Linked DNA regions of Homo sapiens: region 2 is linked to region 1. Evidence: read pairs that join two places in POLR2A ChIA-PET (ENCODE). Cell type or tissue: PC-9. All regions are shown on one strand.

Region 1 (4,000 bases):
TATAGGCTACTGGGCACATAATAGATAATCGATGAATATTTATTGAATGAATAAGTATTGGGTTTTGATATTGAATAGTGCCTTCCACTTCCCAAACACTGAAAAACCCAGTGTGAAATTCCTTTTAAAATTTATTATTAATATGAGTCTAGAATAAATATTGTAATATATATCTATTATTTCAGTCTTTTCAGCAACCCTTCCTCTTTCCTTCAAGATGACAAAACTAGTCTGTCCTACTGGGAATGAACTCAGTGTGGACTCACTCCCTCTCCTCCCTGGCTATAGGAGATATCTTGTGACCAAGACTTATCCCATCAGAAAATTACATTCCTTAGCTACCCCCACTCACTTCCCACCACATTGTTGGTTCCTGATGCAAGTCAAGCTGCCCTGTGACTTTTCTGCTACAGCTAATAAAGAAGATCATCTCTATCTGCTGGAGTTAATTGTGGGTATACTTTGGAGTCTGGAGCTGGGGGCAGCCATCTTTCCCACCTTAGGGTTAGAACCTGTATGTAGTAGCAAGCCAATCAGAAGCAAGAAGAATTGAAAGGTAGAGAGGGAAGGAGGGAGAGAAAGAGAGAGAGAGACTGTTTTCTCATCACCAAACAACTCATATTTATTCCTTTTTAAAAGTAGGAATATATTTTTTGTTTTGTCTATGAAAATAAAAAATGCTAATTGTTAAAATATCAAAATTTTTTAAAATGAAGAAAATTAAAGTTATTTTGAGTTCAACACCAAGACACTATCTTTCTTTTCTTATTTTATTTTATATTTTTATTTTATTATTATTTTTTGAGACGGAGTCTCGCTCTATCACCCAGGCTGGAGTGCAGTGGCACGATCTCGGCTCACCGCAACCTCCACCTCCCTTGTTCAAGCCATTCTCCTCCCTCAGCCACCCGAACAGCTGGGATTACAGGCACACGCCACCATACCTGGCTCATTTTTGTGTTTTGAGTAGAGATGGGGTTTCACCATGTTAGCCAGGCTATTCTTGAGCTCCTGACCTTGTGATCCACCTGCCTCGGCCTCCCAAAGTGCTGGGATTATAGACGTAAGCCACTGCACCTGGCCTTTTTTTTTCTTATGTTCAACAAAACATGTTTTTATAACCTCCTTTTATCAGTTTATGTATCATAAATATCTTTTCACATTAATGAAGATAGATTTATGTCTTTTTTTTTTTTTTTTTTTTTTTTTTGAGACGGAGTCTTGTTCTGTCGCCCAGGCTAGAGTGCAGTGGTGCAATCTGAGCTTACTGCAACCTCCGCCTCCTGGGTTCAAGTGATTCCCTGGCCTCAGCCTCCCAAGTAGCTGAGATTACATGTGAGTGCCACCACGCCCAGCTAATTTTTGTATTTTTTGTAGGGAGACGGGGTTTCACCATATTGGCCAGGCTGGTCTCAAACTCCTGACCTCAGGTGATCCACCCGCCTTGGCCTCCCAAAGTGCTGGGATTACAGGTATGAGCCACCACACCCACCCTATGTCATTATTTTAAAAAACGATATAGTATTCTAGAAAAAATATAAAACAAAAACTATATAGTATTCCATTGGGTATATTCACTATAGATTACTTAACCATCCCTGTTGTTGCAGATAGCTCTTAAAAGCTCTTAAATGTTTTCTGAAAAACAATAAATCTTTCTCCTGAGAATCCCCTCATTCTAAATTTTCCTTGCATAATTTGAACATTTGAAGGTTACTGGTTGGGTAGGAGAGGAGGAGGAAGACTTTTGTGAGCTGGTGAAAACATAGAAAATAGTACTTTTGTAACTATGAGGACTTTCTTACTAAATATTAAGTGTATTAATCTCATATAGATGAAGAGTAGACATCGTGATTGGTAAATTTCTTGGCTATTTTTTCAGATTTTTTTTTTTTGAGACAGAGTGTCACTGTGTCACGCAGGCTACAGTACAGTGGCACAATCTCGGCTCACTGCAACCTCCGCCTCCCAGGTTCAAGCCATTCTTCTGCCTCTGCCTCCAGAGTAGCTGGGACTACAGGTGTGTGCCACCATGCCTGGCTAATTTTTTGTATTTTTAGTAGAGATGGGGTTTCACCATGTTGGCCAGGCTAGTCTCGAACTCCTAACCTCATGATCCGCCCGCCTTGGCCTCCTAAAGTGATTTATTTTAAAAAGTGTTTATATATATGCCTGTGGCACAATATTTTGATGCTGACTGTACTACTCTCTGAATGACTAATAAATCTCTAATTAGGAGGGTGGGGTTGATCAGTCACAGGAGTAAACCCAGTTCCACTGGAGGTATTATTTATGCTTTATTAAGATAACAAAGCAAGGCTCAGCAACAGGAAATGAAGTAATAACAGACATCTAGAAATTGTATAAATTGCTGGGTGTGGTGGCTCACACCTTTAATTCCAGCACTTTGGGAGGTCGAGGGGGGCAGATCATTTGAGGTCAGGAATTTAGACCAGCCTGGCCAACATGGTGAAACCCTATCTGTACTAAAAATACAGAAACTAGCTGGGCATGGTGGTGGGCATCTGTAATTCCAGCTACTTAGGAGGCTGAGGCATGAGAATAGCTTGAACCCGGAAGGTGGAGGTTATAGTGAGCCCAGATCACACCACTGCACTCCAGCCTGGGTGACACAGTGAGACCCTGTCTCAAAAAAAAAAAAAAAAAAAAAAGAAAATGTATAAATATTTAGTTTAAAGAAAAATAATCAAAAGCAGAAGATAGACATTTTATCTGTAAGAGGGAGGTTGTCCATTTTCTGTTGCTTATAACAGAATACCTGAAATTGGGTATTTTATAAAGTAAAGGAATTTACTTCTTGTAGTTATAGAGGCTGAGAAGTCCAAAGTCAAGGGGTTACATCTGGTGAGAGCCTTCCTGCTGGTGGGGACTCTCTAACAGAGTCCATAGGCAGTGCAAGCATAAATTGGCAAGGGCTTGAGAATGCTAGCTCAGGTTTCCTCTCCTCTTCTTCAAAGCTACCAGTTGCATCCCCCGATAACCCATTAATCCATTAACTCATTAGTTTATCAATATGTGAATGTATTAATCCATTCATGAGAGCAGAATTTTCATGGCCCACTCCCCTCTAAAAGGCTCCACCTCTCAATATTGCCACATTGAAGATTAAATTCCTTTTTTTTTTTTTTGAGACAGAGTTTCTCTCTTGTCGCCCAGGCTGGAGTACAATGGTGCGATCTCAGCTCACTGCAACCTCTGCCTCCTGGGTTCAAGTGATTCTCCTGCCTCAGCCTCCCAATTAGCTGGGATTACAGGCGCCCGCCACCATGCCCAGTTAATTTTTTGTATTTTTAGTAGAGACAGGGGTTTCACCACGTTGGCCAGGCTGGTCTCGAACTCAGGTGGTCCACCCACCTTGACCTCCTAAAGTTCTGGGATTACAGGCGTGAGCCACCACGCCTGGCCCAAAGATTAAATTTCAACAGGAGTTTTTAAGGGGAAAAATACTCAAACTATAGTACAGGTTATAAAAGCAAGATGGTAAAATGAAATCATATCTTGAAAGACTTTATAAATTACAAACAAGAACATGTAAATGAATAACTTTTGGATACTCTTGACATTCTTTTCCAACATGATAGGCTTCTTTTGAAATGGGAGCCAATTGCCTGGCATGTTGGCTCACGCCTGTAATCCAAAAAAAAGAAATGGGAGCCAATTATAATAGAAACCATTACATTACTATAATGAAATACCTTTGACAGAATCATTTTCAAAAAGAGATGTAGGGAGCATGAAGCTGCTCTCTGTGAGTTGCCACTCACCCTTTATGCTTCCCATTTACAAACAACAGCTCTGTTTTTATTGTCCTGTTTCCTGGTTATTTTAGGAGAGCTAACACTTTGTCCCATAATAAAGAAACTTGTTAGGAGTAAAGACATTGTTAGGAACAACTGTGGATGAGACTCTAAATCATTGCCATAGAATTCTAGGAAACTACTTCAAATTGAACATTTCTGCTGACCTTTTATCTGAGTTA
Region 2 (4,000 bases), 160 kb before region 1:
TTAAATGAATATTAGAATTTTATTACATTATAAGAATATTATTATTTTCAAAACAATGAGGCTGGACTGATTCAAATAAAATACAAGTATGAAAGGCTAATAAGGAGAACCTCAAGGGTAAAAAATTATAAAATCGCCCTCAAGATACAGTCAAAATACATTTAGATCTTATTTTTCTTATAAGCCACAATTTGCTTCTTTGCCCTCTCTGTTCTCTGCTTAGCCTTGAACAAATCACAAGCAATTATTCCCAAAGGATAAATTTCCTTTTTCAGATTAAAAAATATTTTAATATTCTAGAATAGTCACAAGCAGATTTGAGAGATTAAACACAACTGCCACTTCTTTCTTGCTTGAATGAATTCAACATCATCTATAAATAACTTGATATATTTCAAAGCATTATTTTAATGTTTTGACAGAAGCTGCATTATCATAAAACCAATGAATTAACCACAAAAACAGGTTATGCCAGAAAAGGAAGTTATTGGTAAATAACACATTGTGATACTTTTGGCCTTACAATATGCAAATGAGTATTTCAGAAATTCTAAGCACCTCTCATAGGCTAAAATAACACTGAAAAAGATTAGCCTTTTACCTTCTTAATCTTATTCTTCATAACATCAATTTAGCAATGGCAGATAATTTCCAGACATAGAAATTATGAAGATAATAGCTAAACCAAATTTTCTGTGTAACTTCCCCAACTCTGATGTCCCAGTAAGAAGGATTTGTAACTGCTTTATACCTGTTGATACATCTCATCTGTTAGGCCTTGCCCATATTTTTCAATACATCACTCGACCTGAAAAACTTATTTTCATCTAAAACTTTTATAACATTTTCATTAGATGGAATGGCACTGATCAGCACCACACTTTCCAAGTCACATACACTTTGTGATCTGCTCTTGACTTCAGCATGGCAAGAGAAATAAGATATTACACAACTTCACTTGAATGCTATTGTAATATCTCAAAAGGCTTGTATATTTGTGAGAAAGATGCATCATAATGAGGATGTAGCTTAATTTTCAGTAAATCAAATCTGGCTACTGTGAAAACACTTAATTCAATTTCTCCACTGATTCTCTAAAATCTAAAGAGATAATCAAAATGAGAATATAATGAATTATGCCAGATTTTCATTAAGTCTGCCTCCAAATTTTAAAGCCCTGGGTACCAAACATTTTTGCTTTGATTTTTCTGGTAGCTTTTCAAAGATTAATAGTAAAAAGTAAGGAAGTTGCTTAATGATAAACTATTATATACATACATACATACATATATATATATATATATATATATATATATATATATATATATTTTTTTTTTTTTTTTTTTTTTTTTTTTTTTGAGACAGTCTTGCTTTGTTGCCCAGGCTAGGGTGCAGTGGCGTGATCTCAGCTCACTGCCGGATCACTAACCTCTGCCTCCCAGGTTCAAGCGATTCTTGTTTCTCAGCTCCCTAATAGCTGGGATTACAGGTACTCACCACCATACCCAGGTAATTTTTGTATTTTTAGTAGAGACAAGGTTTCACCATGTTGGCCAGGCTGGTCTCCAACTCCTGACCTCGAATGATCTTCCTGCCTCAGCCTCCCAAAGTGCTGGGATTACAAGCATGAGCCACTGTGCCCAATTATAAATGTTTTATTATTGCCTCCCCATCAAGCTATCTAGAATTGTTTTCATGTTATTAGCCCACAGGGTTAATAACTTTAGATTGAACATATATGAAGACAAAGAACACACAATAATATTTCATAATTGTCAATGGCCAAGGGCCAAATTCTAAGTTATATTACCATTACCTAGTGAATCTTAGCATTAGTAAGAATGATCCAAGTCAATAAATAATATTTAGCATTCCAAAGAAATTCTGATAACCCTTCTCTATATCTAGTTATGCAGAAAAATCTCTGACTTCTGTGTATAAAATTTAAGACCATCAGCTAATGTTCCAGTTGGTTAGTGCAGAGAAGTAAGCTACTAATAACCATGCTTGTTTATTCCCACTCAATTCTTATTAACTTACTTTAAGAATCAGCAGTCCTTGGAAATTATTTAATAATAATTATTAACAGTCTCTTCATCTTGCCTAGAATGAATCTGAATTCATTTTATTAATGAGTAGTTATCTAGTAAATACTTAATATTCTATTTAATATGGATGCTATGGCTCATGCTGAAAATTCTTCAAGTTAATCCATCAAAGCTGATTAGAGAGATAAGGTTTAAAGCAATAGAATGTATGAGTTAGGAGTAAAGAGGGGATACAAATATATGAATTCTGAATTATAAGAAACCAAGCTTGTTTGGGAATAGATTAATTAAAATACACATTTTCCTCATTTCACTGGTACTGGGTACAGACTGAAGACATCAACAGCTACAAGGACTATTCTAAATTTAGGATATCAACAGCAAAGTAGAGTCTTAAGTTTGCTAAAGGTTTTTTTTTTTTAATAAAATGAAAAAAACAACATATGTTATATTCTTGCTCTGTTACCTTGCCACCATGCTTAATATAGATATGTCTGTAGTGAATATCATTACAAATTTATAATCAGTCATGCAGCTTATATTCTAGATTGGAAAATGGACAATAACAGTATAAAAAATAAATTATATGAAATGTTAAATAGTGATATGTGCCAAGGAGAAAAAATAAAGAAAGAGGTTTAGGAGATGTGTGTTGTATGAGTGAAATGGAATAAAAGGTGTTTAAACGTGTAGGTTGGCCAAGGAAGGCCCATTACCCGAATCACATACAGAGAAGAGTAAGAAATTCATGCCACTGCTTATTGTAAGCACGAGATATTTCTGCCAGATTGATTGTTATTCTGGATACGTGTCCTAGAAACTCTTATTTAGAAAAACCAAACTTCCAAAAAGTTTAAATAAGAAGAATTAACTCTAATGGAAGAAATTATATTGCATAACATGCTTTCTTTAGAAAAACAGCTTTCTTAATTTTATTTTTAAGTCAAGAAAAAAACCCACATGATTTCCTATATGTAGTTGTTGACTTTTATTTTAGACCACATAGTAGTTCATAAGCTACTTTGAGGATTCAAGTTTCAATCCATTAGAGCACAGTGTTCATATTCTTCAAAATGATGGCGATTTCTTGAACACCTGTGAGTTCATTAACTTTGTTTTGCTGTTTTTTTTTTTGTTTTTTTTTTTTTTTTGAGTCAGTCTCGCTCTGTCTTCCAGGCTGGAGTGCAGTGGCGCAACCTCAGCTCACTGCAACCTCTGCTTCCCAGGTTTAAGCAATTTTCCTGCCTCAGCCTCCTGAGTAGCTGGGACTACAGGTATGTACCACCATGCCCGGCTAATTTTTGTATTTTTTAGTGGAGATGGGGTTTCGCCATGTTGGCCAGGCTGGTCTCGAACTCCTGACCTCAAGTTATCCACCCACCTCAGCCTCCCAAAGTGCCGAGATTACAGGTGTGAGCCACCGCGCCCAGCCTTATTCCGTTAACTTTGAATGAAAACAGCTCCTCAGAAATATGGCGGTCCCACAGCATCTGGCTGATGCCCTTTGCACTGTTCTAGCTGGTTTTCTGTGGCCCTGCTATCCATCAGAGTAACAGATGAATGCATATGCTAATGTACTTTCCCTATTCCCAAGCCACTCCCTGGCAAAGATTTTCCCTAGGGTATTGGGTGCCCTCTCGCAGATGACTTGGGAACCATTTAGTGTATTTAGACTGTAATGATCCCTTGTTACCCACAAGAAAGGAGAGTCACTGAGTGCCTCATTTCCTGTCATCCTAGCGGCAATCTGAACATGGGAAAGAACTGATCTCAATGTCATTTCTCATATTTCTCCCCATCTTGTTATAATAGATAAAGTAGACAATGCAGTGTGCAAAACTCAGATTGCAAGGATGCTTGAACTGCCCACTATCTATAGGAGAGTTTATGACCAGCCTTTCCGTAGTTCAGCCTTAGACAAAGAAGCAGCACTGAAGTTACAGCTTAACACT

Evidence for each region. Peaks named below come from ENCODE experiments on the same cell type or tissue, not always from the same donor. Only the 100,000 strongest peaks of a DNase experiment are listed, where the experiment ranks them.
Region 2: POLR2A ChIA-PET joins it to region 1 with 6 read pairs; 2 of 35 experiments call an interaction of 5 or more read pairs at or near these places.

The regions. Positions count from the first base shown.
Region 1 is chr10:72,663,848-72,667,847 of GRCh38, forward strand. No RefSeq gene overlaps it. Among named protein-coding and RNA genes, the nearest start is that of MCU, 26 kb to the right of the region's middle. In PC-9, no CTCF peak of the experiment used is centred here; a DNase peak (open chromatin) is centred at 2,284; H3K27ac peaks cover 1,398 bases.
Region 2 is chr10:72,498,976-72,502,975 of GRCh38, forward strand. The region is part of intron 6 of MICU1 (mitochondrial calcium uptake 1); the gene reads right to left. Among named protein-coding and RNA genes, the nearest start is that of MICU1, 130 kb to the right of the region's middle. In PC-9, no CTCF peak of the experiment used is centred here; no DNase peak of the experiment used is centred here.